Linked DNA regions of Homo sapiens: region 2 is linked to region 1. The links are chromatin loops, found by intact Hi-C in ENCODE. Cell type or tissue: B cell. All regions are shown on one strand. Links, peaks and the distances in the headings refer to the core of each region. The heading gives the core; the rest is flanking DNA.

What was found. A loop is a pair of places that touch in the nucleus more often than their neighbours do. Peaks named below come from ENCODE experiments on the same cell type or tissue, not always from the same donor. Only the 100,000 strongest peaks of a DNase experiment are listed, where the experiment ranks them.
Region 2: it touches region 1 in a loop (21-fold over the local background); 10 of 110 quality-filtered maps call a loop at or near these places.

The regions. Positions count from the first base shown.
Region 1 is chr3:67,034,080-67,040,638 of GRCh38, reverse strand. No RefSeq gene overlaps it. Among named protein-coding and RNA genes, the nearest start is that of KBTBD8, 39 kb to the right of the region's middle. In B cell, for the core only: no CTCF peak of the experiment used is centred there; a DNase peak (open chromatin) is centred at 2,828.
Region 2 is chr3:66,935,050-66,941,608 of GRCh38, reverse strand. All of the region lies in intron 1 of LOC105377144 (a long non-coding RNA gene), which reads left to right. Among named protein-coding and RNA genes, the nearest start is that of KBTBD8, 60 kb to the left of the region's middle. In B cell, for the core only: CTCF peaks have their summits at 2,848 and 3,054 (motif pointing left); a DNase peak (open chromatin) is centred at 3,058; H3K27me3 peaks cover 351 bases.

The sequences.
Region 1 (6,559 bases), core at 945-5,944:
GACCACACCCTGTAGCCTTTTTGTTCAAACAATTTGACCTTACTGTTTTAGGCTGGCCATCATGTCTCCGCGCGGTGGCTGCCACTGCCCTAATACTTTTAGAGGCCCTCAAAATCACAAACTATGCTCAACTCACTCTCTACAGTTCTCATAACTTCCAAAATCTATTTTCTTCCTCACATCTGACACATATACTTTCTGACCCCTCCACTACCTCTCAACAAGCCGAACTCATTGCCTTAACTTGAGCCCTCACTCTTGCAAAAGGACTACACATCAATATTTATACTGACCCTAAATATGCCTTCCATATCCTGCACCACCATGCTGTTATATAGGCAGAAAGAGGTTTCCTCACTATGCAAGGGTCCTCCATCATCAATGCCTCTTTAATAAAAACTCTTCTCAAGGCTGCTTTACTTCCAAAGGAAGTTGGAGTCATTCACTGGAAGAGCCATCAAAAGGCATCAGATCCCATTGCTCAGGGCAATACTTATGCTGATAAGGTAGCTAAAGAAGCAGCTAGCTTTCCAACTTCTGTCCCTCACGACCAGTTTTTCTCCTTCTCATCAGTCACTCCCACCTACTCCCCCACTGAAACTTCCACCTATCAATCTCTTCCCATACAAGGCAAATAGTTCTTAGACCAAGGAAAATATCTCCTTCCAGCCTCACAGGCCCATTCTATTCTGTTGTCATTTCATAGCCTCTTCCATGTAGGTTACAAGCCACTAGCCCATCTCTTAGAACCTCTCATTTCCTTTCCATCGTGGAAATCTATCCTCAAGGAAATCACTTCTCAGTGTTCCATCTGCTATTCTACTCCTCCTCGGGGATTGTTCAGGCCCCCTCCCTTCCCTATACATCAAGCTCAGGGATTTGCCCCTGCCTAGGACTGGCAAATTAATTTTACTCACATGCCCTGAGTCAGGAAACTAAAATGCCTCTTGGTCTGGGTAGAAACTTTCACTGGATGGGTAGAGGCCTTTCCCACAGGGTCTGAGAAGGCCACCACGGTCATTTCTTCCCTTCTGTCAGAAATAATTCCTCAGTTTGGCCTTCCCACCTCTATACAGTCCAATAACGGACAGGCCTTTACTAGTCAAATCACCCAAGCAGTTTTTCAGGCTCTTGGTATTCAGTGGAACCTTCAGACCCCTTACGGTCCTCAGTCTTCAGGAAAGGTAAAATGGACTAATGGTCTTTTAAAAACACACCTCACCAAGTTCAGTTTCCAACTTAGAAAGGACTGGACAATACTTTTACCACTTGCCCTTCTCAGAACTTGGGTCTGCCCTCAGGATGCTACGAGGGTACAGCGCATTTGAGCTCCTGTATGGACACTCCTCTTTTTTAGGCCCCAGTCTCATTCCAGACACCAGCCCAACTTGGACTGCACCCCAAAAACTTGTCATCCCTACTGTCTTCTGTCTAGTCATACTCCTATTCACTGTTCTCAACTACTCATAAATGTCCTGCTCTTGTTTACACTGCCTGTTTACACTGTTTCTCCAAGCCATCACAGCTAATATCGCCTGGTGCTATTCCTAAACTGCCACTCTTAAAGTGGATAGATGATCTTTGCTGACAGGGTACACTCCAATACTTTCATCCAATGAAGTCCTATTCTTTACTTTTATACTCACTCTTATTCTCATTCCCATTCTTATGCCACCCTCTACCTCTCCCCAGCTGTCTCCACCACACTATCAATCTCACTCACTGTCTCCTAGCTGTTTCTAATCCTTCTTTAAAAAACAATTGCTGGCTTTGCATTTCTCTTTCCTCCAAAATCGCCAAAGCCTCAACTTACTCACTGCTAAAAAAAGGGGACTCTGTAGATTTTTAAATGAAAAGTGTTGTTTTACCTAAATCAGTCTGGCCTGGTATATGACAACATAAAAAAAACTCAAGGATAGAGCCCAAAAACTTGCCAACCAAGCAAGTAATTACACTGAACCCCCTTGGGCACTCTCTAATTGGGTGTCCTGGGTCCTCTCAATTCTTAGTCCTTTAATACCTGTTTTTCTCCTTCTCTTATTCAGACCTTGTGTCTTTCATTTAGTCTCTCAATTCATCCAAAACTGTATCCAGGCCATCACCAATCATTCTAAATGACAAATGCTCCTTCTAATAACCCCACAATATCACCCCTTACCACAAAATCTTCCTTCAGCTTAATCTCTCCCACTCTAGGTTCCCATGTCGCCCCTAATCCCGCTTGAAGCAACCCTGAGAAACATCACCCTTTCTCTCTCTATACCACCCCCCAAAAATTTTCACTGCCCCAACACTTCAATACTATTTTATGTTATTTTTCTTATTAATATAAGAAGACAGGAATGTCAGGCCTCTGAGCCCAAGCTCAGCCATCGTATCCCCTGTGACCTGCACATATACATCCAGATGGCCTGAAGCAAGTGAAGAATCATAAAAGAAGTGAAAATTGCCAGTTCCTGCCTTATCTCATGACATTCCACCATTGTGATTTATTTTTGCCCCAACTTAACTGAGCGATTATTCTTGTGAAATTCCTTCTTCTGGCTCAGAAGCTCCCCCACTGATCACCTTGTGACCCTCGCCCCTGCCTGAAAGAGAAAAACCTTCTTTGACTGTAATTTTCCATTACCCACCCAAATCCTATAAAATGGCCCCAACCCTATCTCCCTTTGCTGACTCTCTTTTCAGACTCAGCCCGCCTGCACCCAGGTGATTAGAAAGCTTTATTGCTCACAGAAAGCCTGTTTGATGGTCTCTTCACACAGACGCACGTGACATATACAAGCAACTATAAATATGTATTCTTAATGTCCTCCTTTTTATACACAAGGTGGCATACTAAGACAATATTTTACACTTTGCTGTTTTCACTCCATAACATATCTAGGAGTTCTTCCTATGTCAATACATACGAAACTCTCATTTTTTTTTTGATAGCAGCATAGCATTCCATTATATGAATCAAACATGGTTTATCAACTAACTGGTCCCTACAAATGACATTTAAAGTGTTTCTTTTTTTTTTTTTTTTTTTTTTTTTTTTTGCTATTTCAAATATTGCTTTGGTGTAGTTTATAGTTTGGTATAGTTTATATGTTTAGTACGAGTGAACTGTTGACCCATAATTTAAGGTCTTCTACTCCTTGATTCCAACCTATTTTGTGCTCCTTCCTACCCCAAGTTTGACTTCTCATCATTTCCTCTAAACAACTCCATATTTTGACTTAGCTTATGTTGCTTTTAGCCATGAAAAAATTGTTAAAATCATTATATATACCTTTGGTTTTATGGCTTCTGAGCTTCTAAGATCATAAAGGAATATTCTTATTTATTCTTCTAATGTTTTTATGATTTCACTTTTTACATTGATATTTTTGATCCACTTGGAGTTTATTCTGTAGATTGGAATTCTGTATTCTATAGATACAGTTTTTTTTCTAGATAGCTAGCCAGTTGTCCCAGTACCATTTAGTGACTAATTCATATTTTTTTCCATTGACCTAAGATGGCTTCTTTATAATATGGCATGTGTTTTGGTCTATTTCTGCACTGTCCTGTTCCATTGGATTCCCTGTCTAGTCTTGAACTGCTACTATAGTGTTTAAGCTATTGAAACACTTAGGTGTAATTTGCTATCTGATGGGGCTAGTCCCATCTATCAGCTTTCCTTTTTTAGAATTTTTATTTTTGAATATTCTCATTTATTTTTTCATACAAATTTTTATGTAGTTTTTCCAGTAAAAATGAAAGAAAACAATATTTTATTGACATAATAACATATTAAATTTTGAATTAACATAGGAAAATTGATGTCTTTCTATTTAGTCTTCTTGATCTAAGAACATAATAGTACATATTTCCATTAATTTGATTCTTTTTTTAGTCTGTTGACAGCATTTTGAAGTGTTCTTCATCTAAATCTTGCATGTTTCATAAGTTCATTTCCTTTTATCTTTTCGGCTGCTACTGTAAACAGGAATTTTCCTTCTATTATATCTTTTGTATTTTTTTTTCATCTCTAGACTTTCAAGTCATAATACAATTGATTATTTTCAGGTTTTCAGGAATGAAAGAAGAAATAGATAACCTGCAACACATTTCCGCATTTATGGTGGAAACAGGCTTTTACAATAGTGTAAAATCTGAGGCATCACCTCATAGAAAATATCAAATCTTAATCAGAAGTCCTTACATAGGAGTTGGTAAAAGGAACCACTTCGGTAGTTGGATTCATCAATTCTCAGACCTTTCCCACAACCCACATCATACCAGTAACATTATCCTTCCTGCTGCTAAATGTATCCAACTATTGCAAACTGACTTTTCTCAGAATTCACTGGTAGCAATTAAGGATGTTTCTGTTTAATATTTAATTTTAAGACTTATTTTTACTTAAGGTATAGTTTATATGTTTAGTACGAGTAAACTATTGACCCATAATTTAAGGTCTTCTACTCCTTGACTCCAACCTACTTTGTCCTCCTTCCTACCCCAAGTTTGACTTCTCATCATTTCTCTAAACACCTTCATCTGAAATGCATCCCCCAACTTCATCTCCACCAACCAAAATTTGATCTGTAACTCGAAGCCCAGCTAAAATTGTTCTACCTCTCATAGTTCTAATTGACTAGCTCTTTCACATTCCTAATTAAAACTGACCCTTCTCTTTCTCTCTCTCTCTCTCTCTCTCTCTCTCTGAATGTCCATGCCATTTTACCTGTAGGTTTCTCTGGTAGGAAGAATGCTCCTGAAAGATGTCCACATCTTAATCCTTGAGGCCTATGAGCATATTATGCTGCATGGTAAATGGCTACAGACCTAAGATGGAAGGAATATCTTGGGTTATGCAGGTTGGCCGAATTTAATCATATAAGCCCTTAAAAGCAGAGAACTTTCTCAAGCTGGTGTCAGGGATATGTGGCAGAACATGAAGTCAGAGAGACGGGAAGCATGAGAGCTCTCCCTGCCATTGCGGGTCTGAAGGTGGAGCCAGTCACATAAAAAGCATGAGAGGGAAATGAGTTCTGCAAGTAAGCAAGAAGCTCCTAAGAGGACCCTGAGTGCCAGGGGAGAACTGCAGCCCCCACTGATACCTCGATTTTGACTTATTTTATTTTATTTTATTTTACTTTATTTTATTTTTTGAGGCAGGGTCTTACTCTGTTGCCCAGGTTGGAGTAGAGTGGCACAATCACAGCTCACTGCAGCCATGACTTCCTGGGCTCAACCAATCCTTCCTTCTCAGCCCTCAGTAGCTGCAACTACAGGCATGTGTCACTGCACCCAGCTAACTTTTAAACATTTTTTTTTTTGTAGATACATGGTCTCCCTATGTTGCCCCAGCTGGTCTTGAACTCCTGGGATCAAGCAATCCTCCTGCCTTGGCCTTCCAAAGTGCTGGGATTACAGGCATGAGCCACTGCACCTGGCCTATGACTAATATTTATAGTACACAAAATCCCAATATAATGGAATCAGGTTCAAGTGGTTCAGATTACTAGAAATCACAGTGAGAATTGGAGGTAAAGCTGACACAGATTCTCTGAACAGAACTAGCAAGTGAGAAAAATGATAGGGCACACTGGCAAATCAAGAAGTAGAATTGAGTTAATGGTGATGGCATCAAAATAGATAGAAACCTTTATATAAGCATGCATTAAGCCCTTCAAAGAACTGAAGAGGGTGTGTGTGTGTGTGCACACATATGTGTGTGTATGTGTGTGTGCATGTGTGTCTGTATAAGATGCGGGTGTTTGGGGGCAGTTTCGTCATGACTAAGACCATTGGGACATCTGCAGTCAAAGAAGGTAAAGGGAATCCAAAGTCTGGTACTTGATTGTAGAACAAAAAAACTGTGATGAACTCAAGCACGTATCAGTTCACCCTTTCTTCCAATTTGCAAGACACGGAGCCTATAATCAATCACTATTTTTAGAGAAAGTAATGATTAGATGGAAAGGAATCAGCAGAAAGCACATGGTTTACAGAATTGTTTCTCACAGAGGTTATTGTAACCAGAGCAACACATTGTCTTCATTATGGGTCATAAAAAAATTGCTCATTTCCCTAGACTTTTTTTGCTGTGATGCAACATTATTTATATTTTACAAGTTGACGTAAATGGTATCTTGATGAGCATTTTTGGAAAGAGTTGCTCCTTGATTAAGAAATGCTAAGCTTTCTCTGATTGATTCTAAATTATGCTATACTTTTTTTTTTTTGGCAAATGTCTATTGTTATAAATCTGGCCATTAGATATTTCTAGGAACATCAGTATCAAGTGAGAAGCCACTGTATCTCTCTAGGGTCTGTGAGCCTCTGAAGTTAAATACTTGGGAGTATAAGTGCATATTTCTGTAAAAAAAATAAAAATAAAAATAAAAATAAAAAGAGGCCATAGTGTCATCAGATGTTCAAAAGAGTCTGGAACTAAGTTTTTTTTTAAATTAGGAAACCCTTTGCTCTGAATGTACAAGCTTAGTTATTTATTTCAGGTTGTAACCTTGCCTTGGCCCAGTGTATTTTCCATTAATCTCCAGAAGTGCTTTAGATTCATGAG
Region 2 (6,559 bases), core at 1,097-6,096, 99 kb after region 1:
TACTAAACAGTATATTTAGTGTAGAGTGTTGGGAGTTAACTATATAAAGGAGATATGTAAAGGTTTCCTTTTTCTTAGTACTTTATCCAGATAAATATCCTAATTCAGATTTTACCAATTAACAGCCCCAATTTTTTTTTACTTCATCTAACCCATAATAACATATTCAAATTTAATTTAGCTCAAAAATTTTTGTTGAATACCAGCCCATGACCAGTGTTAGGTGGCAAATAAGTAAGATGACATCCCCCAAAATAAGTGTGATGAGAATCCTATCTACTAAGAGAGACTCAAATGATGACTTAATAAATATGGAATCCCAAAAGTCCATAAAAACTAAATTATCAGGGCTATCATTATAAAGAAATCATCTTACTTAAAACTAATCTGTACTTCTTATAAAGCAAATTATGTAACCCTTGTATTTGTGAGTTGTTATGCTGATTTATTTTCAGGTCAAAATGTCGGGAAAAGGTTAAGTATGTAAGATTTTTTTGGAAGTTGTCTCCTCTTTATTCCTGTTCCTGCGACACTTTGCCCACACTTTAGCTATTGTACTTATCATATTGCACTGTAATTATTTGTTAAATAAATGTTTTAAATTATTTATCCAGTCTCCCCCACCAGACACTGAACTTCTCCAGGCCAGAGTCTGTGTTTCTTCTTTATGTTCATCTTTGTGTTGTAGAGAACAAGACATAAGATGTTTTCCTCCTTCACTGCTAGGTTCATGGCTGAGACTTCTACAAAAAAAAAAAAAAATACATATGAGCAAGTTTTATATGACGTGAGAGTTTTCAGAAATGAAGAACCAAAGAAACAGGAAAACTTGTGTATTTTTATACTTAGGTTTAATGAAGAGTAGACAGCCATACAGAAGTATGATTGGACAAAGGTATGATCTAATCGGAATTAACTGGGGGCAACTTGTAAGGCCTATTTGTTCAGATTCTTCTTGGCATCTCTATGTCTTCATTCCTTCCTCCAGATACAGGAAAGATGTCTCTGGAATGAGGGTCTTATGACCTACTTTAAAGAAAGATCAGATAATTCTTTTACGACCTGCTTCAGAGGAGAACTTTGGGAGGAGGTCAAAGAGAACTTCCTGCTTCTGCTTTTTTCTGAAACATCAAGAGGCCATATTTTGGAATGGCATGTCCTAAACTCTGTCCGTATCGATAGTATCTAGTACCGTACTTGGCACAAAAGAGGGCTCACTGAATTTTTATCAAATACATACTTCAAATGTTCTGTGCAGTTTCTGAGTTCCTATCTATCAGTAAGAGTTCAAATCATAATTCAGCTCTTTCTCACTACAAGGACAGATTCAAAATGCAAAGATTGTTTTCCCACTTCTTAAACCTGGATTAGGCTTTTGAATAAGAATTTGTTGGTTTATGTGTGTTGCATAGAATTATCGTACGTGAAAATAGAATTTTCCTCTGACAATATCTTCATATATTCAAAATGCAATGTCGATCTTACATCCATTTTATGTTTTCCTTGTGGTTCTTTTCTCATCTCTTTCTCAGCGTCCCATATGTATAATAATAGAAATCTTTTCTTATTCACCTTCATATGGCTTCCTGAAGCTTCACTGCCTTTAGGAGTACATTTATATTCAGAGGCTCCAATGGTAAATAATTTCAGCAGGATGAGGCTCTTTAGTCCTATTTTGTATCTAAACGGCATGCTCAACACTATCTTCAGCTATCTCTTGAGAATCCAATTTCCTAAGGTTATATGCCTGCAACTGAGTGGAAATTTTCAAAACCTAGAGTTCAAAGTTAAGTAGCAAATTCAAACAAAGCCCAAACAATCCAGCCTGAGACTGATTTGTGTGGCCATAAACAGCAACAAAATCTTCCAGTGGCTATCAATATACTAACTGTGATTATGGGTTAGCAAATTCATCCCACTCCTCTGGCTCTAAGCATTTGGAGGCTAAAACAGAATTTTTAGAGAATGTAACAGTCCTCACAACTAAAGCAACCAAAGAATGATAGCAGATATCCATGCAACTATTAGGTATCAAAACTGTAGGACACAATATTAGGAGAAATTAAGTTGCAATTCAAAACTCTGTTACTGAGACAGTACAGCTAATAGGGGAAACTTTGAGTCACTAGCTGCTAGCTAACTTGACCAACATGCCAAGGTCAGCTGTTGTTGTTGTTTTAACCTAAACCATTCTATTGTCCGTGAAATATGGAGATGAGGAAATAATCATGATTTCTTTTTTGGTAAATATATTGGAAATTTTTTTTAATGAAGTATGTAAAACACCCTTATGCTGCTGATTTCCTGAATTTTCTAGCTAAGAGCTCATTCTAAAGTTACTAACTGATCAAGGCACTTTGTATAATTTCTTAGAAGCACTCTCACTACCTACTGGATTTTAAAAATACTTTTTTGGAGAATCATACCTTTTTTCCTTGTGTTCTTAGGAAGCATATCTGCACGACTGTCTGTCATAGCTGAGGGACCTATAAGCTTTTTATTATCCACATCACTCTTAGGGATTATTAATCAATTCTCATGCATATGTTTTGTTGAAAACTCTCAGTGCTATAATGATAATGGGTTAATGGAGATGCTTATTTCTGGGTCATGCATAAAGTTAGAGCCAACACTGTCTGCCCTCCAGAGTAATCTTTGCAGATAAATACAGAAATTGTATGCCACAAGAAGCCAGTTTTCATTCCTGAAAATCCAGGATGAGATGTAAACCAAATGAATGTAAATGAATCCACTAATATCAACTTTCTCCAGTCCTACACCCCCTAGCCAACCCTTAAACTACAAACAAAACGGAGGCAAGAAAATAAAAACTCAGATAAAATAAATATTTAATAAGGAGATTGCATCAGAAGTTTGAACCATCTATATAATTAGAGATAGAAGAAAATATGCCATTGCTATAGTTCTTACCCTAGACATTACGGGTCTCGTTAGCTATTTCTCTCTGAAAGGAGCTTGACTTTAACTGTGCACAGCCCAAAGTCTTAGTTGGTCTTCTCGGCTCAAATGCTCCTGTGGAAAGGACTCTGCTGCCCTCTACTGTCAATAAAAACAGAAGCCACAAACAGAACTGACTTCAGCATCTGTGCATGAGACAATTGGAGTCCCAGCTCCCAGGAAGGCTAGACAAGTCAACATCCCTTCCTAGGGAGAAGGCCCTTGAAAGGATCCTTAAGCTGCAAGCGAATCCTCAACTTAGCTGCCAGATGCAGTCCCAATGTGGAGGTGCTAAGGCAGGTTTTGAAATTCCAAGGCCAAGAGATGAAACAGTCCATCAAAGTGGACTTTTTTTTTTTTTTTCTAATTGGTTATTCATTCATTACCCAAAAGGTTGGTTACAGGAAAACACAAAAATCTACTCCATTCATCTCTTCATTTATTTCCACTATAATATAAAGAGGGCATTGACAGAGACAGAGGACATGATACCAGTTTGTTTTTTGTTAGTTTGTTTAAACCTTAGCTCACTGCAGCCTCGAACCCCTGGGCTCAAGCAATCCTCCAGCCTCAGCCTCTGATGACAAATGTGCACCACTCCACCCGTCCCCAATTTAACTGCTCCAAAGAAAAATAAAGCACAAGAAAGATAGAGACACTGTCTACATAGATTGGATAGGGGATGTTCCTCTGAAGAGATCAAGAAGGAAAGGAATAAATAATCCTGAGAAAGGACATTCCTGGCAGAGGAAGAGCAACTGCAAAGGCCCTGTGTTAGGAACACGTTGGGGCTGTTTTAGGAAGAGTAAAGTTGGTAACTGAAGTGTAGTGACTGGGAAAGTAAGAATGAGGCTGGAAAAGGTCAAATTATGTCCAATAGACATATACTATGAGTCACATATACAATTTTAAACTTTCTAGTAGCCACATTTTAAAAAGTAAAAAGAAATCAGTGACATTAATTTTAATAACACATTTTATTTAACCCAATATATCCAAAATGGTTGTCATATGAATATGTAGCCAATATAAGAAATACTAATGAGGTAGTTTACTTTTTTTCTGTACTAAATCTTTCAAATTTGCAATGTATCTTACACTTATAGCACACCTCAGTTTGACCACTTGCAAAGCGCTCGACAGTCAAATGTAGCTATGGTTACATTTTTTAAAAAAAATTTTTGTCCTAGGTGCAGTTGAATATTTCAGTTCTTTTGTAGTTTAAGTCAATTTTATTACACTGTTAAAACAAACTAAACATGGCCTCCGTACTTCTATGTTTGAGTCCTTGTGGACAAACTGCAACCTAACTTAATAGATAGACAAGATTGAAACTCTAACTTATCAGTATGCTCCTCTAACAATTGCTGAGTCTTGGCCAATCCCAGCAGCCGTACTTCAACCACTCATACACTGCTGAGTGTTCAAACTGTGATCAAATAAGGCAAATCCTAAGCTGTAACCAATCCAGCTGTTTCTGTACCTCACCTCCAATTTCTGTTCGTCACTTCCGTTTTTCTTGTCTGTAAATTTGTTCTGACCACGAGGCATCCCTGGAGTCTCTCTGAATCTGCTGTGATTCTGGGGGCTGCCCGATTCACAAATCAATCATTGCTCAATTAAACTCCTTTAAATGTAATTTGGCTGAAGTTTTTCTTTTAACAACACATACTTTGGAAGTGACTCTTAGTGGTGATCACCAAATGATTTCAATTGAATTTTAGTGAAGAATAAATGAGCAAGAGACCAAGCAGCTCAAAGGAGGCTCCAGCTGGGCACGGTGGCTCACTCCTGTAATCCCAGCACTTTGGGAGGCTGAGGCAGGCAGATCACGAAGTCAGGAGTTTGAGACCAGCCTGGCCAACATAGTGAAACCCCATCTCTACTAAAAATACAAAAAATTAGCTGGGCATGGTGGCAGGCGCCTGTCATTCCAACTACTTGGGAGGCTGAGGCAGAAGAATCACTTGAACCGGGGAGGCAGAGGCTGCAGTGAGCCGAGGTTGCGCCACTGCACTCCAGCCCGGGCAACAGTGTGAGACTCCTTCTCAAAAAAAAAAAAAAAAAAAGGAGGGGAGGCTCCAAGTTCACTTGCAGTCAGCAAGTTGGGTTTTGTTTTACTTTGGGGAATAAAGTGAGTGGAGTTAAGTTAAATATGACCTTGGAAGGTCTAGATAGGAATTAATTCCACCTAGAGCTTAGTAGAGGGCATTTATGGAATGCTGAGGGGAGGGGGCCGGAGGTCAAATGTGAATGAGTGGGGTCCCCACCAACATGGACACAACACAAACACTGCTGCCCCTGCTTCAGCCAGCCCCATTCTCAGAGGCTGTGCGGTGCAGTCGTTAGGAGCTTGTGTGCCGGAACCTGATTCCTGGCTTTGACACTCAACAGCTATGTGACCTCAAGCAGCGTTCTCCAGCTTTTGTGCCTCAATTTTCTCATTTGCAATGCAAAGTAGCTGTGAGGATTAAGTGAATTAATGTCAAGTGTTCAGAACAGTGCCCGGTGTTTAATCAATGTGCAATAATGTTAGCTCTTCCTGTGGAGTATCTGTTGTCCACCACTGTAAAATCTTCTGGGGCCTACCTCTCAACCCAACCACCACTTGGTGACGATCCTACTGAAGGCTTCAGTAGGCTTTACCCAGGTACACTTGCACAGCCTTCCACTTGGGCCAGAGCCCTGTACCTTTTGCTTTCAGTCTTGTGGCTCTGTAGAAGCCACAGCATGGGATACCCTCGGGAACCGGCTTGGCACTCACAGTTTCTCATGCTAGAAATACAAAGGATTTAATCCAATAGACCATCTTTGACCTAGTGGAAAAGGAGACAAAAGACAAATGTCTCCCCTTGTGCCAGTAGATAGGCAGTTCTGAAGTGGGTTTTATGAGGTTCTCAGAAGGTCCAGTGGTATTAAGCACCAATTACCTACAGATGAGGCCAACACCTTGTATAAACTTTCCTTCCTTCCTGTTTCTCTCCTGCTATCCTGTACTTCTGCTTTCTGGGATCACATTCCCAAATAAACTACATGGAATCCAGCCTTCATCTCAGGCTCTGCTTTCAGAGGAACCCAAGATAAGACACTGTTTTTTTTTTTTATTTTCTTTGCTGTGTCTTTGAGAAATGCCTGCGCAGTTATTCATATAATATATCCATTACAGTATGGTCTTGTCCCTTTACTTGTCCTTATCTATGGTATCTCCAATTTCATTCCTTTTATTGGTTCCTTCCCTGGTAGTCTACAAACATCTGCAAACTCTCTGTGTCCTACAGAGACCTTCTCCATGAAGTCACAGCCCAGTTTCTTGAAAGAGGAGCCTGCACTCACTGCCTTCAGTGCTCATTCACTCCATCACCCACTGTGGTCTGGCATCCTTTGCCTCTGAAGCCATTCTTGTGATTGACCTGTTAAGTTACAATTCCAGTTACCTTAGAAGAAGTAAAGTAGAACTGCCAAGCTGTGGCAGGCAAGTTATTCAATATTGTGGAATGTATTCTGCAGAGAGCTTTGTGAATGACAGTAATAAATATGGTAACATTAATTAACATGTAATGAGCACTTATAATAGTCTAGGAATGATACTAAGTGCTTTACA